Linked DNA regions of Homo sapiens: region 1 is linked to region 2. A link is a loop called in an ENCODE intact Hi-C map of the cell type or tissue named here. Cell type or tissue: PC-9. All regions are shown on one strand. Each heading gives the region's core, and the rest is flanking DNA. Links, peaks and the distances in the headings are about the cores only.

Evidence for each region. A loop is a pair of places that touch in the nucleus more often than their neighbours do. Peaks named below come from ENCODE experiments on the same cell type or tissue, not always from the same donor. Only the 100,000 strongest peaks of a DNase experiment are listed, where the experiment ranks them.
Region 1: a loop joins it to region 2, with 5 times the contacts of the local background. A loop is called at or near these places in 4 of 110 quality-filtered maps.

What each region holds. Positions count from the first base shown.
Region 1 is chr1:43,514,822-43,530,529 of GRCh38, reverse strand. It overlaps a transcript of PTPRF not described here. Among named protein-coding and RNA genes, the nearest start is that of PTPRF, 8.2 kb to the left of the region's middle. RefSeq lists an enhancer at 8,760-9,260. In PC-9, for the core only: no CTCF peak of the experiment used is centred there; DNase peaks (open chromatin) are centred at 4,259 and 7,229; H3K27ac peaks cover 2,799 bases.
Region 2 is chr1:43,465,395-43,481,102 of GRCh38, reverse strand. No RefSeq gene overlaps it. Among named protein-coding and RNA genes, the nearest start is that of HYI, 19 kb to the right of the region's middle. RefSeq lists enhancers at 4,691-4,985, 8,090-9,289. In PC-9, for the core only: no CTCF peak of the experiment used is centred there; DNase peaks (open chromatin) are centred at 4,852, 8,122 and 8,543; H3K27ac peaks cover 4,217 bases.

The DNA of each region.
Region 1 (15,708 bases), core at 3,483-11,482, 50 kb before region 2:
ATTGAGTCCAAAGCCCTTAATCTGCCCCCAAATTAGCACAAGTAGTAATTTTGTTGTGAACCTCTATACTGATCCCAAATACCAATTCTGACTCTAAATCTCTTTATTACTTCTACTTGCCCTAACCTTGATAGTGACGCTAGCACCAACGCTGGACCTTAAATGGAACCCTGTACTAATGCTCAGCCCCCAGTCCCTAAATGAACCCTAAAGTCCAAAAGCTACCTTGCTATGGACCCCAGTTATCTCTCTTCTGAACCCCAAGCCTTACATAAAACTCCAGTACTGCTCTCCCATTCCCAGATCAACACCAATGCACTCTGAATTCGATTCTCAATTCCAGAGTTGGGATTGGGTCACCATAAAAGGACCCCCAAACACAGATACTGACCTGAAACCCCACCCAAACTTGAGACCATTTAGGACCCTAAACCAACCCAGCTTTAATAATAATCTTGGAACCCAAGATAAGACTGGCTTTGCAGAAACTCCACACAAAGCCCCTTCATCCTCATGTTCACCCTCCACTTCTCTGACCTAGTGTCAACCCCAAGCAGAGACTGACTAATACCCCAATATTATACCAATTCCAGCTGTGAACCTTACATTGGCCTCGGAATTAAAGACATGATAATGCCCTCTAAATGTAATTTAAATGTCAGTACTGAGTTTCTGACTTCTCATACCAAACTCAAATAATGACCCTAGAAATTTCTGGGTGAAACCAATAACCTACCTGAAGATTTATTCCAAGACCTACTGATCAGAGGGATTTGATGAGCTTCAATCCAAGCGCCCCTGCCTCCAGACCCCGCCCCCACGCAATCCGTGTTAAAACCACTTAAGAGTCAGCCAAAGCCACACCAGCTCTTTCCTATCTACCCCACCCCTCCTCCCCCCGCCGCTTGCTAGGCTTCACCATGAAGGATGGGGGACCTACCCCCACTGCCCTGGGTCAGGTAACTGAGCAGAAAAAGAGATGAGGTTTCTCCTCTGTGGGGTTTCTTCTGTGGGGTCTTTCTGATAACCCTGTAAGTTTGGAGTCAGGTGAGAAATAAAATTTGGAGATCGTTGAGGTGCCTGGATTCAGGGATCACGTGGTAATGTGCAGGGCATGGTTGCTGTGGTGTTCAGGGATCTGGGCTGAGGAATCAGGTTCTGGTAACCACCTGATTCACTGCCTGTTTTTGTCCTGAACTTGAATTCACAAACAGTGCGTGTGCGCCCCCTGGCGTATGAGGAGGGGATGGGACTGGCTCCAGTGATTCTGGACAATTTGGTTTGGATGACAAACGGATCAAAAATGAATATTTCCAGTGAGTGGTTTTTCACCATTGGTAATTTTGGTGCACCACGGGGGAGGTATTGCAAATTTTATGCATCTTTAAGCATTTTTGCCTTTTTTTCCAGAACTTTGAGGATTTAGAGATTCCCTCTCGGCCCCCAAATTTTAAAAGTATACTTTTCAGCCAATTATTCCTGCCCATTGCTGAGTTATTAAAACAGTTCTTTTCCTTGGCTTCATTGGCCCACCCTCTCCTCACTGGCTACTGTCTCTGATTCCTTTACCACCTCGTCTTCTGCTCTTCCGGGACTCTGTCCTAGGCCTCCTCTTTTCTCCTGCTCTGCCCCTTTTCTCTGGATCATCTTGACCACTACCAACCATATGCTGATGACTTCCAAGTCTCTATCTCCAGTCTGGGCCGCTCCTGTGAGCTCCAGATCCATATAACTAAGAGCCTCCTCTGTCCCGCCCACCCCAGATCTGCTTACCTTCAATACTGCCCGTCTCAGGCAGTGGCATCTTCAGCAATTTAATCACTGACATGCAGAGACCTTCCCTCCTGCACCACTGTCCAATCAGTCATCAGTCCTGCAAATTTTGAAAAACAGAGACTAGAGACCATATGGCTCCATGAGGGACACATGCAGAGAGTTTCTGGCTTTTGGGTTTCAGTCCACACACGCACAAAGCCAAACTGGTCCTAACTTCTCTTGCATGCAGTTATAATATAATGCCCCTTAAGACTTGCTCTACTGGCCAGGCATGGTGGCTTACGCCTACAATCCCAGCACTTTGGGGGGCTGAGGCGGGCAGATCACCCGAGGTCAGGAGTTCGAGACCAGCCTGGCCAACATGGTGAAACCCCATCTCTACTAAAAGAAAAAAAAAATACAAAAATTAGCCAGGTGTGCACCTGTAATTCCAGCTACTTGGGAGGCTGGGGCAGGAGAATTGCTTGAACCTGGAAGGCAGAGGTTGCAGTGGAGATTGCTCCACTGCACTCCAGCCTGGGCCACAGAGCAAGACTCTGTTTTAAAAAATAAAATAAAATAAAAGACTTGCTCTACCTTTAGTGTGTTTTGGCACCTCAGAGCCAACTGTACCTGTTTGGAACCATTGTTTCCTCCAGGAAGCCATCCTGGCTGTCACCACTGTTTGTATCTGTGCCTATCTCCCTGACCTGTGGACAGCAGTTCCTTGCAGGCAGGAGAAATGAGTCCACCTTGTTCCCTGTCATATCCCAGTGGCCAGCACAGGGTCCTCACACACAATAGATACTTGATACATATTTGTTAAAGAATGAAGATTGACTTTCCTATCTGTGCTCAAGGAACCATCAGACATAAATGACTAAGTGAGGGAACAGCTCCCTGACCAAGTCTTAGAGCTCATCCAGCCCCAGTCTTCTGTAGCCCTGGCATGCACTAGAAGAGGGGCTCGTGGTGTTCGCTAGCCTGTGTGCCTGCTAGCCTGGGCCTTGGTAGTCCTGAAGCTCTGGCAGCCCTGTTCCCTCTGCCCCGCATTGTCAAGGCTACTGAGCACAGTACTGGAAGGTAGGTGAGCTGGGACCCCTGGCTTCCTGTGGTTGAAGTTAGCAGATGTGCTCACTGCTGTGCCAACCAGTCTCTTGCTCCAAACCCCACAGGGACACAGGGGTCTCAGAATCCTAACCCATTGGCGTCTGCCCTCTCATTCACCCACATGTGGCAAAGTGTTTGTCGAGGCAGGGCAAGAGAATGCCTGTAAGCAGCCTGCCCAGATCTCTGCATGTACGCCATCTGGAACTAGATACAAACCCAAGGTAATGAAACTAGAGGCCTAGGTGCCAAAGCCACATGGATGAGAAGCTCAGGTGGCCGGGCCTGGGAGAGCGTGATAGCTGCTGAAGGAGAAGAGCCAAGGCTCTGTCCAGTTTGCCAAACTGTGAGCACGGGGTCCACGTGGGGCTGCCCTGCTGCCCTGCTCCTGGGCCTGGCGGGGAGGGATGTCCTTGTGCTCATCTGTGAAGGCCGAGTGGCACCATGTGGTCATTGTGTGTCTGCTGTGTTCCAGCCCCAGGGTGCAGGGTGAGGAGAGAGCCAGATGTCAGCTCCCACTCACTGCTCACCCTTTGTCCAGGTCCTGGGCCAACTGGACACTCTCTGCAACTCATGACGTAAATACACCTTTTGGTCATCCCTTAGTTGGTCTAAACCAAATTAAATTCAGCTTGAGTCTCTACCCATCAGATCAGCAAGATTTCCCTATCACTCATGGCTGCCCTTCAGCTCCCTCCGATCATCCATGAACTCCAGGGGTTTGCACAATCCCAGAGATGGTCAGTCCGTGCTCCACAGCCTTGCAGAGAAAGGTGGAAGGATTTTTCAGGCTGCTGCTGCTGCTGTTGCAGACATCAGTGGTCACAGTCACAGGGCTTCCACTATTTTTTGCCCATCTGCAGGGCCTCACTTGTCCAACCTGGTCCTTGGGAAGATAACCCTCTACTCCCTCCATCCCAGCTCTTTCAAGAGGACCTCTCCCACAGGCCCCCGCAGTTGCAGCCCTTAGTCCTTGGCTTTCGAATCGCATGCAGCCACTTTCTTCTGGGGGCAGGTCAGGGTGGGATGGAGAATGCCTGTTCCCCTGCCCCTCTCTTCCATGCCAAAGCATCAATTCCCCAAGACACAGTGGTATTCTCCCTCTTAGCTCAGACACAAGAACTACAAAACGGCCTATTTACTTTCTCAGGTATGAGGTGGGAGAAAAAAGGCCCAGGACTTAGAACACAAAAGCTTGACTAATGCTTTTTTAATTAAAAAAAAAAAATTTTTTTTGTAGGGACAAAATCTCATCATGTTGCCCAGGCTGATCTCGAACTCCTGGGCTCAGGAGATCCTCCAGCCTCAGCCTCCCAAAGCGCTGGGATTACAGCAGCCATGAGCTGCAGTGCCTGGCCCTGGCTAATGCCTTTCATTTCTTCCGGCTGAGTCACTATGGGCAGGGAGAAATGATACAGGAGTTAATTTCTCAATGAACACTGCTTATGTTTCCCGGAGAAAACAGAAGCCACCACAGGAGGACTCCCTCATCTCCCACTACCAAATCCGCAAACCCACACACCTCTCCTCCTTCCGCTCTGTCTCCCCTGTGCTCAGGGTGCTCCGGCGCCTCCAGGCTTTGCTCTCTATTCCCCGTCCACTGCACCCTCTTCACTATAGCATTCCCATCTGCCCATGCGCATGTCTTTCCCATCCTAAAAAAAATTCCCTCCCTTGGCCCCACACGCCTCTCCAGAGTGGGAGAGACTCAAGTGCCTCTCTGTTCTCCTTCCCCACAAACCCAAAAGCCATTTCTACAGGACGCCTCTATTCCTCCATCTCCTGCTCGCTCCCCAACCCACCACAACCCTGCTTTCTGGCTTTCACTGATGTTGCTCTTTTTTTTTTTTTTTTTTTTTTTTTGAGACTGAGTCTTGCTCTGTCGTCTAGGCTGGAGGGCAGTGGCGCCATCTCGGCTCACTGCAACCTCCACCTCCTGGGTTCAAGCGATTCTTCTGCTTCACCCTTCCAAGTAGCTGGGATTACAGGTGCCCGCCACCACGCCCAGCTAATTTTTGTCTTTTTAGTAGAGACGGGGTTTCACCATATTGGCCAGGAGTTGGTCTTGAACTCCTGACCTCAAGTAATCTGCCTGCCTCGGCCTCCCAACATGCTGGGATTACAGGCGTGAGCCACCACGCCTGGCCTGATGTTGCTCTTGATATAATGACTCTTCCCCTCCATTTTGCCAAAGCTAATGGCTGGGCCTCTGTTTCCAGCTTAGTGTACTCCTCAGTGGCCTTTGCTACTTCCTGCCATCAGCCTGGGTTACTTCAGTGCCGGTGCAGACAGACAGCTCCTGGACCTCTCATCACAATGGCCGACCCTTGAAGGCTGCCCAGCCTACTCTTTCTAAGCATCCCACGCTGGGTCCTGTCCTCTCCCAAAACTGCTCCTCTCCTGCTCCCACCTTGCTCCCTCTACCTCGCGATCACTGCTCCGTCTCATCAGATCTCTCTGCTGTTGACCTCGTGTTCTCCTAGAGAGCTCTCCTCAGCTCTCTCCTTTTCACTTTTCTCCTGGTCCAACTTAGATGCCAAGGTCCAGCATTTTAATAACACTCTTGTCAATAACCCAAGCCTCTTGGCCTCTCTGCCTTTTTATCATATCTGTCTGGCAAAAAGCCAGCTCCAAGTGAGCCCTCCTGTCTGCCGTCACAGGGCGGTGCTCAAGCAACCACATGACTCCACAGGTCAGACAGATGTTCCCTTAAAGCAGGGACTACATAGGGGCCCTCTGCGCAGTTCTCCAGTCGGCTTGGAACCGCACTCTCTGTAACGGCTATTCCAGCCCTCCCCATTCTCTTTACACCTTCAGCCAGCCCATTTTCCCCTCGCTGTCAGATGGGACCTTGCCACATCTTTATAGAGAGGATTAAAGCCACCACAGAATTTTCCTGGCTCTCCACTAGCACATTCACACACCTCCCCACATCTGCCCTCTCTCCTGCTGCCTTACAGGAAGCACCCTCCTCCTCTCTCAGGCCAGTGTCTCTGCCAATCCTAGATTCCCTACCCACTCCTGCTTCTCAGGCCCCTCACCTATCCATTGTCCCCTCCTTCCCTGAGCACCACCCCCAACCTTCAACTGGAGCCATCCATAAACCTACTCCCTGCATGCTTACTTTCTCCTCCATTTCTCCATCAACTTTATTTATTTATTTTATTTTTTGTAGAGGTGGGGTCTCACTATATTGCCCAGGCTGGTCTCGAGCTCCTGGCTTCTAATGATGCTTCCACCTTGGCCTCCCAAAGTGCTGGGATTACACATGTGAACCACAGCACCTGGCCTTTTCTTTCTTTCACATTTAAAAAATTTCAATAGCTTTTGGAGTACAAGTGATTTTTAATGGACGAATTATAGAGTGGTGAATTCTGAGATTTTGGTGCATCCGTCATCTGAATATCGAACATTGTACCCAATATGTATCCCTTACCACCGCCATCCTCCCACTTCTGAGCCTCTAAAGTCCATTATACCAACCTGTATGCCTTTGCGTACTCACAGCTTAGCTCCTGCTTCTAAGTGAGGATGTACGGTATTTGGTTTTCCATTCCTGAGTTCCCGGCCTCTCTTCTTTCTTTCTTTCTTCCTTTTTTTTTTTTTTTTTTTTTTTTGACAGAGTCTCGCTTTGGCACCCAGGGTGATGCGATCTCGGCTCACTGCAACCTCCACCTCCTGAGTTCAGGTGATTCTTGTGCCTCAGCCTCCCGAGTAGCTGGGACCACAGGTGCATGGCACCATGCCTGGCTAATTTTTTTTTCCTTTTTTTTTTTTCTTTAGTAGACTTAGGGGATTCGCCATGTTGGCCAGGCTGGCCTTGAACTCCTGGCCTCAAGTGATCTGTCCGCCTTGGCCTCCCAAAGTTGCTGGGATTATAGGCGTGAGCCACCATGCCCGGCCCCAGCCTCTTCTTCCATAAGAGTGTTCTGTTTGCCATTATGGCATTCCTACTCACTTCATCCAACATTTGGTCAAATCTGGCTTTTACTATCTCTGCCCCCAACATCTCCCCAAAACACAATGTCTGTGCTATGATCTCCATGTCTTAAAATTTGAAGGCCAGTTTTTTTTTCGGTATTCATTTTCTTAGACCTCTTGATTACTGCATTCTTCAAACCCTAACTTCTTTGGCTCCCTTGACACCATACTCTCCTGGTTTGCCTCTTAACTCCTTGGTCTTCTTCTCAGTCTCCTTGGCGGGGTCATCCTCCTCCACTCAATCCATCAAGTGCTCCTGTCCCTCGACGCCCATGCCTTGGCCTTTCCCCTTCTTACTGTGGACTCTGTCCCTGGTGATCTCATCCATGCCTACAGCATTGAGTACTGTCCATCTGCCGATGATTCACACCTTTATGACTCTTACCCAGGGAACCTCTTGTGTAAGCCCTTGATGGGGAGGAGCCCAGCCAGCTGCCTAGTCAACATCTCCACCTGTGTCCCAAGGGCACCTCAGCCCCAGCATGCCCAAGATCTCCCACCAGATCTTCACTCCCTGATTCCTTTCTCGAGTTCTCTGTCTGAGTCAGTGGCCCCACTGTCCATCTATAGGCAAGCCAGAATCCTGTTCATTTTACCTCCAGAGCACCTCTCTAATCTGTACCTTTCTCTTCAACTCTGCTGATGCCTCACTGGTCCAAGCCACCATTAACTCTTATCTGGACCTCTGCAGCGCCTCCTCACTGATCTCTCTACATCTGCTCTGCCCCTCCCCCATCTTATCTCTGCGCTGCAGCCGCAAATGGGGTTATGTCACTCCGCCACGAAAACCTTCGAATGGCTTACATGGGGCTGGATTAGGAGCCAGCTCCTCCACATGGATGAAATGCCCTCCCTTTGCCTACCTCCCCACCTCATCCAACACAACGCTTCTGGTTCAGTCCTCTGCGGTGGCGCCAGCTTCCTTTCAATTCCTCAAACATACTGCATTTCCCCCTTCCCTCTCCCCATTCTTTCTAGAAGACTTTCCACCCCACCTCCTTCACATGGTAACTCATTCTTCACTTTTGGTTCAAGCATCACTGCCTTGGGGCAGCCTTCCCTGACCCTTAGTCTGAATAAGTACAGGGCCCTGTTGCTGTCTGCCAGAGCATTCCTTTATACTTCTTGTTACACATTTAATGGATTGATGCCTGTCATCCATGTCATTCACTCAATAGCTATATGTTAAATCCATATAAGGTGTCTAGAGTAATGTCTGGCACCCAGTCACTACCCAGTAAATGTTAGCTATTGTTATCCTCAATATCTGGAGACCAAGGAAAGGCAGAAGAGCCCACAAAGGAGAAAAAACGAACAGTCACTAGGAAGGAAAGAAGAAAAGCAGGGGAGAGTTACTCTTTCACTCATTTCCTCTATTAGGCTCACCCTTCTGACGCCGCTCCTCCTATGGCACCTGGAGCTCTTTTCCCAGATATTTGCGTGGCTGTCTCCTTTTCATTTTTCATGTCTGTGTTAGGTCAGGTTTCCCAGAAGAAGACCCTGAGATGAAGTGATTTATTAAGCAAGGGTTCCTGGGGGAAACTGGCAAAGCAGAAGGGGAAGCCGAACAGAGAAGGGGAAGAAGCCAAGCAAGGGGGGATTTCAGGCCATGTTCTTGGAAGAGTAGCTTCAGCCTGACCTCAGGGGGACCCATGAGTGGAAATGTATGCCTCAGTGTTGTCCCCACCCCTGCCAAGGGCGTGAGCCTTCATACCTCCTAGCCTCCTTAGTCATCTGTTGAGGGCTACCAGTGGGGCTGAGAATGGCGGGTGATGAGTACACCCTCTTCGGGGACTTTCTAGCTTGCATGCAGACAGAGTGGCTCCAGGAAGTCGAGGACCGTCCTCCATAAAAGAACTGGTGCTAGCTGCTGGAAGGCAAGGCACGCTGAAGGTGGGGCTGCGTCTGCCTCTCACCCCCTCACCAAAAATGGTGGAAGGGGATCTGAGGGGTCTATCGTGTCTCCACTGAAATGTCACCCTCTCAGATAAGCCTTTGCTGACCAGCTGACCACCCTATCTAAAATAGTTTTCCATCACTGCGACGGCACTCTCTTTATTTCCTTCACATAATTTAGCACAATCTGTAGTTTGATTTCATTTTTGTTTAACAACTGTTTCTGCTGCTAGACTCTAAGGTCTAGCAGGGCAGGAATCTACATTACTTTATTCCTGCCAGATCTCTAGCACTAGGACAGTGCTTGGTATATAGGAGGTGCTCAATCCATCTTTTTTGAATGAATGCATTGGTGAATTAGGCACATGCACTGAGCGCTCAGCTGGGTGAGAGGCAGGTAACGCCAGATGTATGTATAGGGGGCTAGCTGCACCGCGCTGGCCAGAATGTGGCCCGCACAGTTGTGCTTGTGAAGGGGCCATAGAGGGTCAACTCCTCTCTGAGGCAGCAGACATCACCCCGAGGCTGTGTATCTCTCTGGGTCCCCAGCTCTTTGTGCAAAGTGGGATGGAGCCCATGGGGATCCAGGCATATGGGCAGTGGGATTCAGAAGTATAGGGGAGCTTCTGGCAAGGCGCTTGAAGCTGCATAGGCGCATGTCATGGACACCTCCCCACACACATGCCACCAACACCACCCAATGCCTCAGGCTAAACTGGCCTCAGTGAGGGCAGACTAGGCTGCGAGAGGGCGGCCTTGCATTTGGGAAAATATGGCCCTGGCTCTGAGTAAGACCCATGGCACTTATTAGCTGTGTGGTCTTGGACTTCTCTAAGTCTCAGTTTCCTCTTCTGTAAAAAGGGGATAATACTGACTTTGCAGCATTATAGGAAGGACATGAAATTGTGTTTGTAAAGAGCTTCGTCAGAGCCTGGCACATTGTAGGTTCTTGAAAATAGAAGCTATTTGATGATTATTAGAATTAGCATAATCAAGCCTCTAATAGCACCAGTTTGGAGAACTATTTAAAAGCTAATCCCACCAGGCCCCATACCCTGGTAATCCCCGACTGTCTGAATGAAAGCCTGTTTCAACATCCATCCACCTTCTTCTGCAGTTGCCCTCCCCCATCCAGCTCCCCACTGCTCCTTCCTCAACCTCTTAAACTCTCAGCCCCTTCAGACTTCCTCCCTGCAATTCCTGCCTAACTGAGGACACAGCAGCTGCCTCCAGGGGAGGCCACCATTCCACAACCACAGAGTAGTGAGGCAGAGCAGCATCTTTCTCACTCTCAAAAGCCACTCCCAGATCATTATTCCTTCAGCCTCATGGAAAAATCCCTGCTCATTTAAGGCTCACGCCATCTGGCTCTTGCAATTCATTTATTCAACTAAGATTTATTGAGTGCTTTTTCTTCTTTCTATTTCCATACTTTACCTTCTTTTAGAAAAGATTTCAGTGACTTATAAAAAAACATGTAATAGAAGATGCCTGGCACATAGTAGGGCTCTCTATCTAGCTGACTAGTTGAATACACTTTGAAATGTCACATAGTTGTTCACCTCTCCCCAGTGCCCCTTCAGAGGTGGGTTTCATCGAATGTAAACAGGGAAGTAGAAGACTCAGTCTTATGCCTCTCTTGAATTGTTCACTTGGGAGCTGGCTCACCATTTCAAATGTTCTTCTAAGCTCTACAGGGAATCACATACCATAATGCTGGTCACCACCTGGAGCTTGTAATATCCTACCTCAAGAAAATAAATATTTGCTGTCATTATTATCCGTAAGAAACTCTATAAGCAAACTATTACAAGGGCATGTGATGCATTTTAAGGGCTGCCACGTGTTTCAATTTGTCTCTGCTGGGAAGTATTTCCATGGGTCCCAATGAAGAGGTGGGGGATGAGGCAGGTTCTCTGCCCCTTCACCACAGCCTCTTTTTATTCTCTTTAAGACCATTGCCCAACACTGGGCTGCCATATTTACTTGCTTTAATGAAGGGCAGTGCAACTTGAAAGAGGAATTACAATGCAGGAAGAGAATGTGGTAGCTGGGTAATAACGAGGATTTTCCCAGAGACCAAAGAGAAAAGTACCTAAGAGTGGAGGGCTATCTTCTCTCTCCTGTCCTCCATTAGACAGCCTCTCTCCAACTGCATTCTTCATCAACCCTTCCCACGCCCACCAGTGCAGCTTTATTCGCTTTCAGAAAATCCCTTCCTTCCCCACCAGTCTCCTGGATTCCTTCCTTTCCCCTGTGCAATTCTCCAAGTCAGGACAACTCCGTTGGAGTCATGTCTGCAGGCTTCGTGAAGTTGCATCAGCATCAGTAATGCTGGAGTTGGAACCTCCTCCCAAGATCATTCTTGTGGAGAAGGGTGTTGGCATTTGACAGCCCATCCTTCAAGATGGGTGAGAGCCGTCTAATAGGGCTTTCTTTTCGATATCCAATATTTCCATTGGCTTCTTTACATACTGAACCTGCTAAATAAAATGCATTCGTATCCATAGCTCAAACACAGACATTACTTCTTAGGTCTAGTACATTCTAAAGCCACATTGAGAAAGGAAATAATTCCTTAATTGCCTCATAATTAGCAGTGTGTCTTCTCTATTCCCTGGGAATCAGTAAATCCGATTATTGTGGCAAGGGTAGATGTCTGTTCCTTTCTTGATCCCCTTCGGGGTTTGTTCGAATAAGAATATGGTCATAGTCCCTTTAATGATTTCTCAATAATTTTCGCAAGAGAGGCTTTGATGGTTTGATTTTAGGGAGCCTCAATTACATCCTTGCCAAGGGCTGATATCAATTTGGGGAAAGGGAAAGGGGAGGACCTATTCTCCCAGTTACATAAAATTAAAGATAAATATATGAAGAGAGAGAAAAAATGACAACAAGAACAGGAATCAAGACAGTGTGATACTGGCATGGGATAGACATCAAATCAATGGAACAGAAATGAGAGTCCAGAAATAAACCCTTACACTTACGGTCAATTGATTTTCCACAAAAGTGCCAAGGAAATTCAATGGGAAAAGGATAGTCTTTTCAACAAATGGCTCTGACACAATTGAATATCCACATGCAAAAAATATGAATTTAGACTCTTGTCTCATGCCATGTGTAAAAATTAACTGGAAATGGGTCATAGACCTAAATGTAAGACATAAAATTATATAACTCCTAGAAGAAAACATAGTAATAGTTCTCCATGACTTTGGGTTAGGCAGAGTTCTTAAATACAATACCAAAAAGCACAAATAATTAAAAAAAGGAATAGTTGGACTTTATAAAGATTAAAAACTTCTCAATCCAAAGAGCACCATTAGGAAAGTGGAAAGACAAACCACAGACTGGGAGAAAATATTTGTAAATCATATATCTAATAAAAAGATTTGTACCCAGAACATATAAAGAACTCTTAACAACTAATAAGAAGGCAAATAACTCAATTTAAAATTGTGTGGGATGGCCGGGCGTAGGTGGCTCATGCCTGTAATCCCAGCACTTTGGGAGGTTGAAGCAGGCTCATCACCTCAGGTCAGGAGTTCAAGACCAGCCTGGCCAATATGGCGAAACCCCGTCTCTACTAAAAATACAAAAAAAAAAAAAAAAATTAGCCAGACGTGGTGGCGTGTGCCTGTAATCCCAGCTACTTGGGAGGCTGAGGCAGGAGAATCCTTTGAACCTGGGAAGTGGAGGTTGCAGTGAGCCGAGACCATGCCACTGCGCTCCAGCCTGGACAACAAGATGGAAACTCCGTCTAAAAAAAAAAAAAAAAATCATGGGAGGCTGACACAGGTGAATTGCTTGAGCCTGGGAGGTGCAGATTGCAGCGAGTCAAGATTGTGCCATTGCACTCCAGCCTGCGAACAGAGCAAGACCTTTTCTCAAATAAATAAATAAATACATAATAAAATAAAAAGAAATAAAAATTAAAACTAAAATTAAAAAAAAATTGCAGACGGACACAGTGGCTCATGCCTATAATCCCAGCACTTTGGGATGCTGAGGTGGGTGAATCACTTGAGGTCAGGAGTTCGAGACGAGCCTGGCCAACATGGTGAAACCCCATCTCTACTAAAAATACACAAATTAGCCAGGTGTGGTGGCAAGTACTTGTAATCTCAGCTACATGGGAAGCTGAGACAGGAGAATCGCTTGAACCCAGGAAGCAGAGGTTGCAGTGAGCCAAGATTGTGCGACTGCACTCCAGCCTGGACGATAGAGTGAGACTCTGTCTCAAAAAATAAAATAAATTAAGGCATAAGAACTGAAGAGACATTTCACCAAAGATCACGTATAAATGGCCAATAAGCACTTGAAAAGATGCTCAACATCATTAGTCATTAGAGAAATACAAATTAAAACCCCAGCAAGATACCACTTCACACCCACTGGAAAGGCTATAATAGAAAAGATAGGCAATAACAAGTGCTGGTGAGGATGTGGAGAAACTGGAACTCTCATACGTCGCTTACGGGAATGTAAAATGGTGCCATACTTTGGAGACAGTTTGTCAGATTCTTCACATAAATTTACCATGTGACCCAGTAATTTCAATCCTAGGTATCTATCTGCCCAAGAGAAATGAAAACATATGTCCACAGATGGATTTATATGAGAATGCTCACAGCAGCATTATTTGTAATAGCCAAACAGTAGAAACAACCCAAATGTTTATCAACTGTGAATGGATAAACAAAATGGAGTATGTCCATACAGTAGAATACTATTTGGCAATAAAAAGGAATGCAATATGGATAGATGCTACAGATGAAGCTCAAAAACATTATGCTCAGTGAAAGAAACTAGACACAAAAATCATATATTGTATGATTCCATTTGTATAAAATGTCCAAGGAAAGAAAATCTATGGAGACAGAAAGTCGATTAGTGATTGACTGTGGGAAAAGGAACTGACTGGAAATGAGCGCAAGGATTCTTTGGGGGATGATAAAAATGTTTTTAAACTAAATCATGGTGATAGTTGTACAATTCTATAAATTTATTAAAATTATTGAACTGGCCAGGCACGGTGGCTGACATCTGTAATCCCAGCACTTTGGGAGGCCAAGGAGGGTGGGTCACGAGGTCAGAAGTTCGAGACCAGCCTGGCCAACATGGTGAAACCCCATTTCTACCAAAAATACAAAAAAATTAGCTGAATGTAGTGGCATGTGCCTGTAATCCCAGCTACTCCAGAGGCTGAGGCAAGAGAATTGCTTAAACCTGGGGGTGGAGGCAGAGGTTACAGTGAGCCGAAATTGTGCCACCACACTCCAGCCTGGGTGACAGAGCAAGACTCTGTCTTGGAAAATAAATACATAAATAAATAAAAATTATTGAACTATACACTTTTTAAAAAAGACAACAGGGTAGAAAAAAGAAATGGAACTGAGGGTAATATTAAGATCCAAAGGTACTCATAGTAGAGATGGACTCTAAATATGACTGAGCTTCCTGACAGTCAAAGGAAAAAGGGAAACAGGCTTGATTATGTGATTCCTAGGTATCCTTAAGATTAAAAACCAAAATAAACTAAACTAGGTGTTAAGGAGCAGCTTTGTTTTTTCAGTTCCTTAGACCTAAGAAAAATTTCTTCTATTGAGAGGATAATACATGAACTAGTGAACATCCTGGATACTAGCCTACAGTGAATTTATTTTATTTATTTATTTATTGTTTTGACACAGAGTCTTGCTCTGTCACCCAGGAGTGCAGTGGTGTGATCCTGGCTCACTGCAACTTCTGCCTCCTGGGTTCAAGCAATTCTCCTGCCTCAGCCTCCCGAGTAGCTGGGATTACAAACGCCCATCACCACGCCCAGCTAATTTTTTGTATTTTTGGTGGAGACAGAGTTTCACTATGTTGGTCAGGCTGGTCTCGAACTCCCAACCTCAGGTGATCTGGCAGCCTCGGCCTCCCAAAATGCTGGGATTACAGGCACGAGCGACCGTGCCCAGCCTACGGTGACTTTAAATATTTTTTGACAGTTTCATATAATGCTTCTTATTGTCATTAGAGGAATTAAGCTAGAGTTGTGCTATCCAATACGGTAGACACTAGCGACATGGGGCTATTTAAACTAAAATTAAATAAAAATTGGAAATTTGGTTCCTCAGTCACCCTAGTCAGTTCCAAGATCTCAATGCTTACATGGGCTAGTGGCTTCCATACTGGACAGTGCCTGTAGGGAACATTTCCCTCAATGCAGAAAGTTCTGTTGGACATGCTGGTTTGGAGGGCAGTTTAGTAAAAACACATAAAAGTTTGGAGTTGCAAATGGTGGTGAAAGAGTGATGCTGTCTCAACTTTGGCCAGGGCAGAGCTTTTAAATCTACTTTCATAACCTCACACATTGAGAACAGGGACAGAAAGACGGCTTGGGGAGAGGAGTAGAAATTTTATTTTTAAAAATAGGACAAGGCTTAACATAGATATATTTGGGCTTTTGAACATGGAGTGGTAGGATAAACTGAGGACCACCAGGGCACACTTGGGGAACAATGTTTTGGTTAGTTGAGCTGTTTAGCTAATGACTGTGCTTTTGTTTTGCAGAGCACCCTTTGGCTGGCTTCTCATTTGCTGAATGGTATATTCAGGCTGGCAGGATTTTTATATACAAAACAGAGGAGGGCCAGAGCCAGCCTGGCAGGGAGAGGCTGTGGAGTGGACAGTGGGTGGGAGAACGGGAATGAGAAGGGGAAAACTGGCTAATGCCTTTGGGAGAGATGCTAAAGGGGCATGGATTTTGAAGGAGATTCTCAAGGGATTCTGCTGTGCATAGGGTCATGTAACCTCCTCCAGCTCTTCAAGAAATGTTCAGTCACTTTGGAGTCGGATTTGTACTGAGGGGCATTTCATGGTATGTAGGGACTGACTTCAAGTCTGGTCTTGGGTGTCAGATGCAATGGCTCAAGAGGACCCAATCATGTGTGGGTTAAAGGCTGGGCCTTTTCTGGGATT
Region 2 (15,708 bases), core at 3,903-11,902:
AAGCAATCCTCCTACCTCGGCCTCCCAAAGTGCTGGGATTACAGGCATGAGCCACCGTGCTGGGCCAATTCTTAAAGCAATGCACAGGAGTAAAAAATTCAGAGCCACTACGCCAGTCAATAGTATGATAATTTTGTTTTCGGGATATTTCACTTAAAAGCGGGTTTCTATGACTTTTTTAGATATCCAGCTGGCAATGAGCAACAGAAAATAGTGGGGAAATATTGTTTTAAAAGTTGATTCAAAGATATCACTTCTGAGCAAAAAGAAGGAACAGTGAAAATGGTAGCAGGACTCTTAGACCTCTGCTTTGTACAACACAAAAATAAGTTCCAGATGGGTAAAAAAACATAAATAGTTTATTTCAAGCAACTGCTGTCTGGAGAAACCCTCCCAGTATAGAGCACTTAACATGCTGGATGAAATACAAGAAGCATCTTTCTTTTTAAAGGCATGGCAATGTTGTCAGAAAAGGAAGAAGAATGATCAGAAATAAGGAGAAAACACCACTCCAGAAAAATTCTAGCCAGAGCTGGTGTTTGCCAGGTGACATCTGCCAATCCCTGGAGAATTAGCAAAGTGCAGAGGACAGGAGTTGAAGTGTGAGGCTTAAGGGGCAGGGAGGTTGGATTGGAACTCCCCACATAAAGTTGGGGTTCCCTGAGGATAAACTAGAGAATTGAGCAAACTAGAAAAGTCCCACCAACAGAAAAGGACAATGAAGATTACCTATTTCCTAACCATGGGACTGTCCTCACTTGGGAGCAATGCCTCATAACTGTGTGCTTCAAAATGAAAATCTTTAAGCCTAAGATTTAAAGTGATTCTAGGATTGTAGTGCCCCAAACTGCCCCATAGAAACAAACATAAATTGGCTGGGCATAGTGGCTCACACCTGTAATCCCAGCACTTTGGGAGGCCGGGATGGGAGGATCACTTGAGGTTAGAAGCAAAAATGGCCTGGCCAACATGGTAAAACACCATCACTACTAAAAATACATAAATTAGCTGAGTGTGGGGGCAGGCACCTGTAACCCCAGCTACTCAGGAGGCTGAGGTGGAAGAATCGCTTGAACCTGGGAGGCAGAGGTTGCAGTGAGCCGAGATCACCCCACTGCACTCCAGCCTGGGTGACAGAGGAAGACTCCACCTCAACAACAACAACAACAAAAAAAAAAAAAAAAAAAAAAAAAAAAAAAGAAAGAAAGAAAGAAAGAAAAAGAAAAAGAAACAGACATAAATCTTCCATGGAGGAACACACTTTCATCCAGGGCTCAATTCTCACAGATAAATTTCCAAAGAATGTGAGTTCAAACACATTAAAAAAAAAAAAAGTCCTCAAACATAAGAGATAATAAGCCACTATGTGTGAATCAACAGAAACAATACACAACAGAAGCAGACGTATACCTACGATAGCTACCAGAATTATTAGATGATTTGGCAATGGAACAACAGACCATTGAGAGGGATTAACGAGATTTGAAAAGAAACCAGACAGAACTTCTGGAAACTGAAGATAAAATGGGAAAAAAATAGAGGTCAAAAGGGTAGTTTATACACAGGTGGAAAGAAGATAAATCTGGGAAATTGCCCAGAATGCATTAAGAGGAGATGAAGATAGTGAAAATATGAAAGGTTAAGAGACATGGAGGAGTGAATGAGAAGATCTCACATAAACCTAACAGGAATTCTAGAAGGAACAGGAGCTGCAATATTCAGAGACTGTGGCTGAGAATTTCAATACTAGATAAAAGATGCTAATTATCAATATCAGATTCATAAGGACACACTATTCCCAGACAGTGTAAATAAGAAGAAATATACATCAGCACACATCTTAGTGAAACTGTAGAACATCAAAGATGAAGAGAAGAGAGAAAAGACAGATTATTATATGAGGAAAATAATTAGACTAAAAGCCGACTTTTCAATAGTCTCAGTAGAAGTTAAAAGATGGGAGAATTGGCTGGGCGTGCTGACTCATGCCTGTAATCCCAACACTTTGGGAGCCCAAGAAGGGCAGATCACCTGAGGTCAGGAGTTCGAGACTAGCCTGGCCAACATGGCGAAACCCCATCTCTACTAAAAATACAAAAATTAGCCAGGCATCATGTCAGGCACCTGTAATCTCAGCTACTCGGGAGGCTGCAACAGGAGAATCACTTGAACCCGGGAGGCAGAGGTTGCAGTGGGCCAAGATCATGCCATTGCACTCCAGACTGGGTGACAGAGCAAGACTTCATCTCAGAAAAAAAAAAAAAAAAAAAATCAGAAAAAAAGAAAACAAAGCTGTCCAGCCAGTGCCAAACTGTGAACTTTCCACCATATCTCAGAATCTGCTATTCCCCAAACTACTTTTTCTTTTCAGTAATCTTTCTGAAGGGCCTGTTGTTTAGTGAATTTCTTTGTTATTTTAAGCCTTTAAACTGTAAATTCCATCTCTTGCAATAAATTTATTTCTTTTTTTGCTTTACTTTGTTCAGAATTTCAGGTATTTAGCTCCCTTTTTATTATATGTATATATATGCATATATATATAATTTTAAGACAGGGTCTCACCGCATTGCTCAGGCTGGAGTGCAGTGGTGCAATCTCAGCTCACTGCAGCCTCAACCTCCTGGGCTTGAGTGATCCTCCTGCCTCAGCCTCCCAACTACAGGTGCACACCACCACACCCAGCTAATTTGTGTGTGTGTGTGTGTGTGTTTTGTAGAGTTGCCTAGGCTGGTCTTGAATTGTGGAACTCAAGGATTCACCTGGCTTGACCTCCCAAAGTGCTGGGATTATAAGATGAACCACTGTGTCCAGCCCCTTTTATGTTATTTTTAAATTTTTCAAATTATCTGTTATAGGGCATTCCTCCAGAAACAAAGGGCAAAATTTAACTGTTGTGATGAACCATGAGGACTCTAATTTTTGATTCTATGCATTTAATCATTGTCTCTTTATTTTAAGACTTTTTAAATACAGATATCATTTTTAAAGAAACAAAAAAGATGGGAGAATATTATCTGCAAAATACTGGAAAAAAGTAATTGTTCAATTGTATGTTCAGCAAAATCTTGTTCAAAAGTGAGAGCAGGCTGGGTGTGGTGGCTCATACCTGTAATCCCAACACTTTGGGAGGCGAAGGTGGGAGGATCCCTTGAGGCCAGGAATTCCAGATCAGCCTGGGCTGGTTATGGTGAAACCCTGTCTCTACAAAACACACAAAAATGTTCCAGGTGTGGTAGCATGCTCCTGTAATCCAGCTACTCAGGAGGCTGAGGTGAGAGGATCACTTGAGCCCAGGAAGTCAAGGCTGCAGTGAGCCATAATTGTGTCACTGCACTCCAGCCTGAGTGACATAAGGAGACCCTGTCTCTAAAAACCAGAAATAAAAACAAAAGGGAGGACAAAATATAGGCATTTTTCAGGGGAACAAAACCAGAATATACACTGTATTTACTTTCAGTTGACTAAAGAAACTGCTAAAGGGTAATCACATGACATACTCATCATTAGGGAAATACAAATTAGTGCCACAGTGATACCACTACATACCCACTGGAATGGCTAAAATTTAAAAAGACTGACCTTATCAAGTGCTGGTGAGAAAGTGGAGCAACTGAAACTCTCACACACCACTGATGGAAAATATAAAGTGGTACAATCACTTTGGAGAACAGTTTGGCATTTTCTTAAAAAGTTAAAACTACATCTACCACATAGCCCAGCCATTACATTCCTTGGTACTTACCTAAGACAGAAGCAAATATATGTCTACACAGAGACATGCTAGTGTTTATAGAAGCTTTATTTGTAATTGCAAAAAACTAGAAACAACCCAAAGTCTATAAACAGGTGACTGGATAAATAAATTGTGAATATACATATGATGTAAATATTATCTGGCAATAAAAAGAAATGAATACTGATACATACAAAAGGATGCACTTCAAAATAATTATGCTAAAAGAAGCCAGACCAAAAAGAGGACATTCTGTATCATTCTATTCATATGAAATGCTAGAATATGCAAATTAATCTTTAGTGATGGAAAAACATCAGTGATTATCTGGGGACGGGTGGGGTCAGACAGGGGTGGGAGGAAAATGAGGAAACTTTTGTAGGTGATGGGTATGTTCATTATCTTGATTTTGGTGATGATGATGTGAGAACTTATCTAATTTAAATACATATAGTTAATTGCACATCAGTTATACTTCAATAAAGCTGTGAAAAAAAAAAACAGAAAGAGAGAAAAGAAAAGAAAAAGAAACAATTCAGTGGTGTGCTGGAGCCCACAAAATTTGAACATCTCTTCGCACCTGCTCATTCAGTGATGTTACACTGATGGCTTGGAATAAGCCATGGTGGGAGTACATTTCCACACCAGAAATTGACTACAATTCAGGGCCCTTCCCTGCCCCTGAGCCAGTTTACTCGTCACCACTGGTGTATACCAGGCATAAGGTAGCATCGCAAATTTCAAAAGCAGCACCTTAAATGCAAGAAAAAATTGTGAACAGACATGAAAAGCATGTGAATAAATCTAAAAATAAAACTACAAAATTTTGTTGATGTCAAATTTGTGAGGTTAAAGGCAACAACGTAGATCTAACACACAGGATGACAGTAGCACGTATGTCTGAAGCAGGGCAACTGGAGTTCATCTATCCCCAAATCCTTGGCTTGATTGGGACAATGATACAGATATTGACTTTAGACATTTTTAGATAAAATACGAATGCTAAACTGGTTTACAGTAACCACGAAAAGCACACAATTTGAATGCATGCTTTCAAAACTTGTAGAGGAAAAATGCAATGAGAGAAAAACCGTAATTAAGTCCAAAAGAAGGGCTTGCCCTTCACCTGCAATTCCTCGCATGCTCCCATCACTGATAATGTGGGTAATGATGATGTCACCACATGCCATGGATTACTCACTTCCTCATTCTTCCCCAGCAAGGTTATCGCTGTGTTCCTCAAATACATGAGCAACGGAATTCCAGAATCCCATTTTGAGGAACTATTTTCTGATTTCACAATGGCTATGTCAGTCTGAGTTCAAATAGGAAACAGATGGCACACTGAAATTAGTATAATTCAAGGGGGCTTTTATGAAGGGGCCATTTATGAAGGTTTGGACAGGGTATCAGGGACTCACAAAGGATAATGTAATCATCCAGAACTAATAACAGCAGAATTACTGACATCCCCAGATGAAGACAGGGAATGGTTTCTGGAATCCAGAAGGAAATTCCTGTAGAGTGGGCCACGTGGAGAGCAGTGGTGGCTTGTGGTCAAAGGACACAGCCAGCCCAGGACCTGTAAGGGAGCTCTGTGGCTGGGGATCTGCATTGGCTGAACCCAACACGAAGCCAGGAGACAAGGACTCCACTGGCATAGACCATGCGGGGGCTCTCCTAGGAAAGCGAAAGGGGAGGAAGGGTGGAGAGTAATTTTTTTTATTTTTTATTTTTTAGACAGGGTCTTTCTCTGTTGCCCAGGCTAGAGTGCAGTGGCGTGATCACAGCTCACTGCAGCCTCAACCTCCCGGGCCCAAGCAATTCTCCCACCTCAGCCTGCAGAGTAGCTGGGACTACAGGCATGTACCACCATGCCCGACTAATTTTAGTGTTTTTTGTAGAGAGAGTCTCACCATGCTGCCTAGGCTGGTCTTGAACTCCTGGGCTGAAGCAATCCATCCACCTTGGTCTCCCAAAGTGCTGGGATTACAGGCGTGAGCCACGGTGCGTGGCCAAGAGTATTTTATATCTTTCATATACATATACATATGTGATATATATCCATTTGTCTATATCCCCTCATATATTTGTCATATATCATACATATAGTGTATGTTTAAATGAATATTGATTGTTTAAAATAACAACAATAATGTCTTGTGGAGTTTAAAACACATGTAGAAATAACAGGCTGGACGCAGTGGCTCACGCCTGTAATCCCAGCACTTTGGGAGGCCGAAGTGGGTGGATCACTTGAGGTCAGGAGTTCGAGACCAGCCTGGCCAAGATGGTGAAACCCTGTCTCTACTAAAAATACAAAAATTAGCCGGGAGTGGTGGCATGAACCTGTAATCCCAGCCCCTCAGGAGGCTGAGGCACAAGAATCCCTTGAACCTGGGAGGTGGAGGTTGCAGTGAGCCGAGATCACGCCACTGCACTCCAGCCTAGGCAATGGAGCAAGATTCCATCTAAAAAAAAAACAACAAAAAAAAGAAATAACATAGATGACAAAAATTACACAAAAGGGAGGAAGAGAAGGATAAATGGAATTAAACTGTTGTGAGTTTCTTTCATTGTTTGAGAAGTAATAAAAGTACTAATTTAAGGCAAACTCTAGTGAGCCAAGGAGTTCTATTTTTAAAATATACTTCTTATTTTAGATAGTTTTAGATTTACAGAAACATTGAGAAGATAGTACAGAGGGCTTTCCTGTGCCCCACATTCCCTTTCCCGTTATTAACATCTTACATTATGACATATTTGTCACAAGTAATGAATCAATATTGATACATTAGCTAAAATTCACACTGTATTTACATTTCTGTAATTTTTACCTACTGTCCTTTTTTGTCCAGGATTTGATCTAGGATCCCACATTACATTTACTTGTTATGCCTGCTTAGGCTCCTTGTGGCTGTGACAGTTTCTCAAATGGATATGTATATGACATACACATATACATTCATGTGTCCTTGTTTTTCACAGTTCTGAGCAGAACTGGTTGGGTATTTCATAGAATGTCCCTCAGCTGAGATTTGTCTGATGTTTTTCTCATAATTAGATTGGGGTGACCTGTTTTTAGGGGGAGGAAGGAAGAACAAGTGGTAAAGTGTCATTTGCATCACATCCTATCAAGAAGAACACACTATCCACATGACCTATCGCCATTGATGTTGACCTTGATCCCCTGGCAGAGGTAGTGTTTGTCAGGTTTCTCCACTGTAAAATTATTTTATTTCACCTTTCAATAGTGTACTCTTTGGAAGGAAGTCACTATGTACACCCCATAATTAAGGAGTGGGGTATTATTCTTTCCCTCCTTTTCAAGGGCAGAGTATCTACATAAATTATTTGGAATCGTGGTGCAAGGGAGATTTCTCCTCTCCCATTTATTTACATATTTAGTCATTCATTTATATCAGTCTGGAGTCTTGGATATTTATTTTATACTTTGAGTTATAATCCAGTACTATTTTACTTATTTTTTTTTTTTTTTGCTTAAAAATTTTCAGCGTTGACCATTGGGAGCTCTTTGATTTGACTCCTGTGTCCTTTTGGCATACTCTCAACATTTTTTAACACTCCTTTACTTTCCGGTACTACAATATGATTCAGGGTCCTCCTGTATATTTTCTGTTTCAATTTGAGCCATCCATTTCTCTGAGGAGCCCCGGTTTCTGTTATGAGAATGGCATTAGAACTGGATGCTAGGGGTGTTCTTTGCTCCTAGGCCTTCTCAGCTGACAGAGTAAGGGAAGATATGTGTGTACACTAGCCTGTGTACACACACATGTATATATATACGTGCATGTCATATACAAGTATGTATGATGTATGTGCCTATGTATATATGTATGTGTGATATATAAACATATTTCTGGATGTAATTATCTGTGTCTATATTAAACTAAACATGAGTTCATAGTGATGTAAGGAGATATTTTAATCTCTATAGTAACCACTAGAAGAATAAAAAAAGAATGTATTAATAAAACTAACAAGGTAATAGAGGAAAAAAATAGAATAATAAAAGTAATTAGTCCTGAAGAAGGCAAGGACAGAGAAATAAAGGAACAAAAACCAGATGAGACAAATAGAAAACAAAGAGCAAGACGATAGATTTAAATGTGAAGAAAAATAAACAGTAACAGTATCGGAAAAAGTTTAGGGGAACATTCACCAGGCCAAATCCACTCTCCACGCTTCCTCCCCCTTCGCTTTCCTAGGAGAGCCCCCTCATGGTCTATGCCAGTGGAGTCCTTGCCTTCTGGCTTTGTGTTGGGTTCAGCCAATGCAGATACCCAGCCACAGAGCTCCCTTACACGTCCTGAGCTGGCTGTGTCCTTTGACCACAAGTCACTACTGCTCTCCACATGGCTCACTCTGCAGGAATTTCCTTCTGGATTCCAGAAACCATTCCCTGTCTTCATCCCTTCAGGCCTAGGGATGTCAGTAATTCTGCTGTTATTAGTTCTGGATGATTACATTATCCTTTGTGAGTCCCTGATACCCTGTCCAAACCTTCATAAATGGCCCCTTCATAAAAGCCTCCTTGAATTATACTAATTTCAGTGTGCCATCTGTTTCCTATTTGAACTCAGACTGACATAGCCATTGTGAAATCAGAAAATAGTTCCTCAAAATGGGATTCTGGAATTCCGTTGCTCATGTATTTGAGGAACACAGCGATAACCTTGCTGGGGAAGAATGAGGAAGTGAGTAATCCATGGCATGTGGTGACATCATCATTACCCACATTATCAATGGTGGGAGCATGGGAGGGAATGCAGGTGATGGGCAAGGCATTAAGAGATCAAGTAGCGCCGGCACTTAATTGCTATGGCAACAACAGTGATTAAAAAATAGTAGAAACAACTGGATTCTTTTTACTATCCTAAGAAATTTATATAGGGAAAAAGAGAAAATCAAGGCTATGGAAATACAATTAAAAAGACGCATGGAAAACCAGAATGCCTCCATGGTGGCCCTGAGGGGTTCCTTATTTCCGGTAATTGAAGGGTAAATATGGCTAAGAACTAAGTCTATGGTCTGACTGTTAAAGTTGTAGATTTGCAGCAGCAATTAAATGCATAACGCGGCCAAGTCTTTTATGCCAAGGCAAGGTTCTCGGGGAGGACTCTCAGATACAGGAAGGGGATACAGGATGCCTGAAAGGCAGGCCTGATTGGGCTGAGACTTTTGAACCTCTGTTCTCCTCTAAACCTTTTATTCTGGCTGAAGGAGCTATCTCTCCTCTGCATAAAAGCCTTACAATCATTGTTCCCAGGGCAGTTGCCCCATATGCTAATGCTAACTCTCCTCAGGTCCCCTCCCTTACCTCTTATTACCTTCAGGCCCATAACAAAGTAGAAGGCCTGCTCCAGAAAAAGCTAGCTGTACTCTTAAAGACGTGCAAAACCCCGCCTAGGTGGACAGTCAGGGTAGTCAAGGGAAAGGTCAGGGAGTGGATTGGGAGGATGGTAGACAGCCACTTCTCTAGGTGTGGTCCCTGGACCAACAGCATCAGCATCATCTGAGAACTTGTTAGAAACGCAAATTCTTGGGCCTAACCTCAGATCTATAGAATCAGAAACTGTAGGGGTGAGACCCAGAAATCTGTGTTTTAATAAGGCTTCCAGGTGATTCTGATTTGCACTAAAATTTGAGACCCCCCCACTCCCTGACTTAATAGATCCATTAGATCCTCATGTTCCTGAGTCTTCAGACACCTTCCTCTACAGCATTACTACTCAGAGCTGTTGTCCCAGATCAGAGGCACTGGCATCACCTGCATCAGAAAATGCAGAACCTTCGACCCCACCCTAGACTTATCAAACCAGACTCTGCATTTAAAAAGATCCTCAGGTGCCGTGCGTGCTCATTAAAGTCGGAGAGGCCGTGTTCCACAGCGGTGGCTCTCGAACTTTGGCATGGATGAGAATCACCGCACTGTGAGCACCAATGTGCTGTGCAAACCTGCTCACTTCTCCCTCACCACGGCCCCTGAGAAGGTCTGAAGGACACTTCCCTCACTAAGGTATTTGGAAGTCCTTGAAGAGCTCTGTGGTGACTGTCATCTATAGGCTGGAGATGACAGTTGGGGACAATGCAAAGGAATTGGGTTTCTTGATCTTAAAGAGAATAATGGGACCCCACAGTAGATGAGGCAAGGTGGCCATGCTTGCTGGTCAGACAGGAGGTAGCGCCCCGCAAGCCACAGAGACAGAGTGGCCATCAGAGTGCTGTAATCTGTAGTGAATTGTGGCGCAGTTCTCTAGAAATGAAATACTTGGGCAGCCTGTGAAGGTGCTGCCTGACAAATACAGGTGAAAAATTCTAGGTTTCTGGGTAGAAACTGGAGGAAGATTCGTGGCCTTTTACCCAATTCCTAGACCTAAGTCAGTTCATAAACTCGGATACCCACAACTGAGGAGGGACCCTGCAATGTGGTCACGGATGTATATTGTGTGTCTTCTCCAAAGCCTTCCTCAGAATGGCCTGCAGCCATTTACCAGGGCAGCTATACACTAGGGAGAAGGAAATATACTAGATACTCCCAAGGTTAATAAATATTGACCCTGAACTCACTCTGATCCCCAGAACCCTGAAGTGCCACCATCATCCACCAGTGAAATTTGGAACTTATGAAAATCAGGTGATGTATGGAATCCTAGCCCATACATCCTAGTCTGTCTAACACAGTGTCCACAGGATCAGGTATTCATCCTGTGTTTTTCCCTGACTCCTAGAATGTGTAGAGAAAAGAGAGATATGTAATAACTGGCAGAATGATTATATTGGTCCTTTGACCCATGAAATTAAGACTTTTGTAGTGAAAAGGAGGGCAAAGTGGAAGCTCTTGTTGATGGAGATCCCTCCAGCACTCACTTCCACGCCCACCATACCAAGAAAGTAAAAAATACTTCAACCTGGGGGAAACTACAGTGATTAATGCTACCACCAGCAACTTGAGATATGCATAGGTGGCAATTCCCAGTACATCCCCATTTAACTTACTTATCTGGCTAGTGCAAAAGCCAGATGGGGCATGGAGAAAGAGATCTTTGTACATTTATTCACATAGTGATGTCAGTCACAGCTACAGCACTAAATGTGAAATACTTACTGTGGCAATTCAACACAGCCCATGATATCTGGCATTCAGCTTCTGACCTAGAAAACATTTTTTCCCCCAGGAAAATCCGAAGCAGTTTGCATTTACATAGCAGGGCAAATAGTATACCTCTACTATCTTACACCAGGACAATATCAAGTTTCCTTTTCTCTGTCATAATATAGTGTGATGGGAACTTGATCATCTTGATACCCTACAGGATGTCATTCTGGTCCATGACATTGATGGAATTATGTTAACTGGACCTGGTGAGTAGGAAGCATCAACACTCTAGATGCCTTTGTAAGACATATGTGTGCCTAAGGCCAAGAGGCATATTATGTAAGTGAAGTTTCTAGAGGGTCATTGGCGTGGGTAATCCTTCTCTAAAGTGAGAGACAAGTTGCTTGCCCTTGAATTTCACAACACAATGATGGAGACACACTTTGTTTGGGGGAAGCCTACCTTGGACTCCTCCATCTTGAAAGGAATAGAATTTTGCTTTCATGCCGTAAACATGTCTTCTGGGTACACATTTGTCTTCTCTGCCTGAAGTGCTTCTTCCAGCATCACTTGTAGACTTACGGAATGCCTTATTCTTCACCACAGTATCAAATACAACATCATCTCTGATAAGGGGGCCCATTTTATAGCATAGGAAGTATGGCAGTGGGCTCCTGCCCATAAAATTCTCTGGTGTTATGATGTGGCTTATCAATTTGATGGCAGTGGCAGCTCGTCTGGAGTGGCTGCTGCCACATGCCAGCTGTAGCAGGGAGGTGCGGCCACGGCTGCACACTCCACAGAGCCAGCAGGAGCTGGGGACAAGTGGGAGCCCTGCCCCTTCTGCATTGGTGGGGAAGGAGCTCCCTGGGTGGTGCAGCTGCAGCTGCCCAAGTCGTGGCTGCGGACTTGGGCCTTTCACTCCACAGAGCAGGCAGAAGCCCCACCCTTTCAGGTACAGCTACAACCACCCAAGTCATGGCTGTGGACCCAGGCATCTCTGTGCTCTTGGGGGGTCCAGGAGCAGGCAGGAATCCCACCTATCTGGGTGTAGCTGCAACCGCCCAAGCTATAGCTGTGGACCCAGACAACTGGGCACTCTCAGGGGCCTGGGAGAGTCCCCCTTCCTCCTGCAGGCTCAGAGGTGTCTGCTCCCACTGCCTGGCCTCTTCCCACTCCCTTGTCTGCTCCAATCTCAGAGCAAGGTTGGGGCCAAGCCTGGGTGCTGTCACAGCCTGGCTGGGTGTGAGAACACTTGGGGCAGTGCCAACACGCCAGCCCCCTGCCACCTTGGCCCCCTCCAGACTTTGGGCACTAATAAGCATAGGAGGGAAGCCAAGGGGAAGTTGAGGGAATCTTGGCACAGGCCTGCAGGTGTTCCTTGGCACAAACAGCCTGGGCACCATCAACAGCAGCAGGAGGCAGACAAGCTCCCGCACAGAAGGGATCCTGCACAGTAGGGAACGGGTCTGTGGTGAGGCCCGACCTTCAGGCCAGGGAGGGCCTGAAAGCTAGGGGTGGGACTGCCAGTCTGAACTTGTGGTGCCTTTTCTGGGCCCACCCATGGCCACCCATGGACCAATCAGTACACACTTTGTCCTTCTGAGGCCCATTAAAGCCCCAGGCTCAGCCAGAGCTGAGCAGATGTCCCAATGACCAGCTGCAGAGAGGAGCTTCCCACTCCAGGGCCTCCTCTGAGCTATTGTGTCACTCCACACAGCTCCTCTTTGCCTTGCTCATCCTGCACTTGTCCATGTACCTCATTCTTCCTGGACGCAGGACAAGAACTTGGGACCTGCTGAATGGTGGGGCTGAAAGAGCTGTAACACAAACAGGGCTGAAACACACCCCTTGCTCACCACATTGCAGGAGAAGAAGAAAGAAGAGCTGTGGCCCTTTGGGGAGCCCAGACCTGGGAGCTCCCCGAGCCAGGGCTGTGACTCCCTCTTTGAGGCCCTGAAGTTCCTGAAGTCTCCAAGCTTCCGGGTGCCACCATGTTCCCTGGTGCCAGCCATAGAAGCTGCTTGCAGTACACCTGGTCTAGCTGCAGCCTTGCAGAGAGCCAGCACCTGTGCTGACACCTGGAGCTGCCCACCCCACTGCAGTAGCCAGCACGCTTGCCTGTAAGCAGTGGCCAGACCCCATGCTTGCTCACTCACATACCCCTTACTGCTCCACACCTGGCTTGCCCTTGGCAGGCATGGCATCCAGGTCAGTGGCATGAGCCGAGTACAGCCTGCCAGGTTGAGTGGGAGGAATGAGCCCAGTGGGCCCAAGCAAAACTTGGGCAAAGACACTACTCGCCACAGAGGTTTCCAGCCAGAAAGGCAACACCCCAAGGATCCTGCAACAACTTGGAAGCAAGTAGCTTGAGAGAATGGTGAAACAGATTACTAAAGGCTCATTACAGTGCCCTCTGGAAGGCAACACCCTCCAATGTGGGGGTGCTCTCTCATAGGGTACAGTGTATGCTTTCAATCAGAAGTCAACATATGGTGCCCATAGCCAGGCTGCATAGGTGTAAGAACAAAGGGATAGTGGTGGGAGTGGTCCCTCTCACTATCATACCTAATAATCCACTTAAAGGCTTAAAGAGTATCCTTGCAATCTTAGGCTCCATGGATCTGAAGGTCCTAGTGTTCAAAGTGGTAATTCTTCTACCAGGAAAAATGACCATTGTTCCAGTGAACAGACAAATAAGAAGACTTCTTTCTTCACTGGGGCAATTGGTCCTGATTCTCAGGGGATAATTGTGTTGCTGGTATATGTTTAGGGCACCTCTTAGTCCTCTCTCGCTCTAAAGTCCTGGTCAGTGGAAAACTGTGACAACCCAATAACGTCAAGACCATCAAAGATTCAAATCCTACAAGAAAGAATGTTAGGGTCATTTCACTAGGTAAAGACACCCATCCATCTGAGGTGCTGGATGAGGAAAAAGGGAACCTGGATCAAGTGATGGAAGAAGGCAGAGGTGATTAGCAGTTTAGGCCCCATTCCCAGCTATGGAAATGGGGACTATAAAAACTGGTTTTATGTTACCTTACTGTTTGCTGCCTGTATTAGCTTCTTCTTCTTTTTTTCTTTTTAGAAAGGGTCTCACTATCACCCAGGCTGGAATGCAGTGGTGCAGCCTTGGCTCACTGCAGCCTCAACCTCTCAGGCTCAAGTGATCTTCCCACCTCAGCCTCCCAAGTAGCTGGGACTACAGGTGTGCCCCATCACACCCAGCTAATGTTTTTTCTTTTTGTAGAGATGGGGTCTCACTATGTTGCTCAGGGTGGTCTTGAACTCCTGGGTTCAAGCTCTCCTTCTGTGTCGGCCTCCCAAAGTGCTGCGGGATTACAGGCATGCTCCTGGCCTCCTGTATTAGTTTCTAGGGTTATATAACAAATTATCACAAGTTAAGCTGTTTAAAGCCATACCCATTTATTAGTTCACGGTTTTGTACATCAGAAATCTAGGCCTGGTGTACATGGCTGGATTCTCTGCTCAGGGTCTCACAGGACTAAAATCCTTGTGCGGCATGGGCTACCTTCTCATCTGGAGCTCAGGGTCCTTTTCCAAGCTCACACGATTGGGGCAGAATTCAGTTCCTGTGGCTAGAGAACTGAGGCTCCATTTCCTTGCTGGCTGTCAGCCAGGGGCTGCTCTTAGCTCACTGAAACCACCTACACTCCTTGCCACAAAGCCCTCTCCATCTTCAAGGCCACCAATGGAGAATTTTTCATGTATCACACTTCAAATCTCTTCCACCAGGAAGAGCCCAGTTCCTTTTAAAGGCTAACCCAATTAGGTCAGATTTACCCAGGATAACCTCTCTTTTCTAACTGATTTGAGAACTCAATTGCCTCTGCAAAATCCCATCACAGCAGCCCCTTGATTTGTGTTTGATTGAATAACTGGGAGAAGGTGTGTGGCACTGGAAGGTGCAGGAATTTGGGGATGCTATCTCTGAATTCTGCCTGCCACACCGCGCCTCACTTTTACCCAATTCCTTATTTGAAGAACACCAGTGGCAGTCATGCTCTAGGTTTCAGGGGGAATTATGCCAGATTGAGATTGCCTCTTGATAAAACAGTAGCCAATGGGACTTTGTGCATTCCCTTTGATGAGGACATGAATTTTTCACCCGTATCAAAGATGAAAGTGTATACTGAGGGAAGAAAGAGAACTGTGCCAGATATATTCTATTTATGCCCCCAGATCTCTTTCCTCCTCTCTCTCTGCCCAAGTAGATGGACCTGTGTTGGTTACATCAATGGCTTCCCTTGCCCTTTGGCTCTGTTTGCTTTATCAAGCAGGGAGGCCTAGCAGAAGATTAGAGGGAGGAAAGAGAGTAAGGTCAGGTCACTTATTTATCGGGCTTCCTCCTTGTAGGCTTGCCTTGGCCACCTGTGTTCCACAGCCAGGGGCTTCTGCTCCTCTGAGGGCAGCTATGACTCTCTCCTCCTGGATTCCAGTAACTCCTGCGCCCCCCATCACCCTTGTAGGCCCTAGATTGCTGCAGTATCCCCTGTATCTCCTCTAGGTTCTGCCCACACCTTCATAAATAGTCCTGTTATTAAATCTCCTGAATTATCCTAATTTGAGCGTGCCATCTGTTTTTTGTTTGGACTCTGACTGATTCAAGAACCTATTAAGAGATAGACACAGGAATGTGGCAGATGGAAATACAAATATTACTTTTATTACCATCAAAACTGATACTGGACAATATGGCTTAGGTCTGCTAGGCAGGCAGGTTTGCTAATATTTCACTCCTGAGGTCAACCGCAAGGGCCGGCTCCTGTAAAACTTGCGGGCAGGCATGGAGGCAGAGCAGGGTGCATGCTTTTTCACAGAGGGGAGGGAGGAT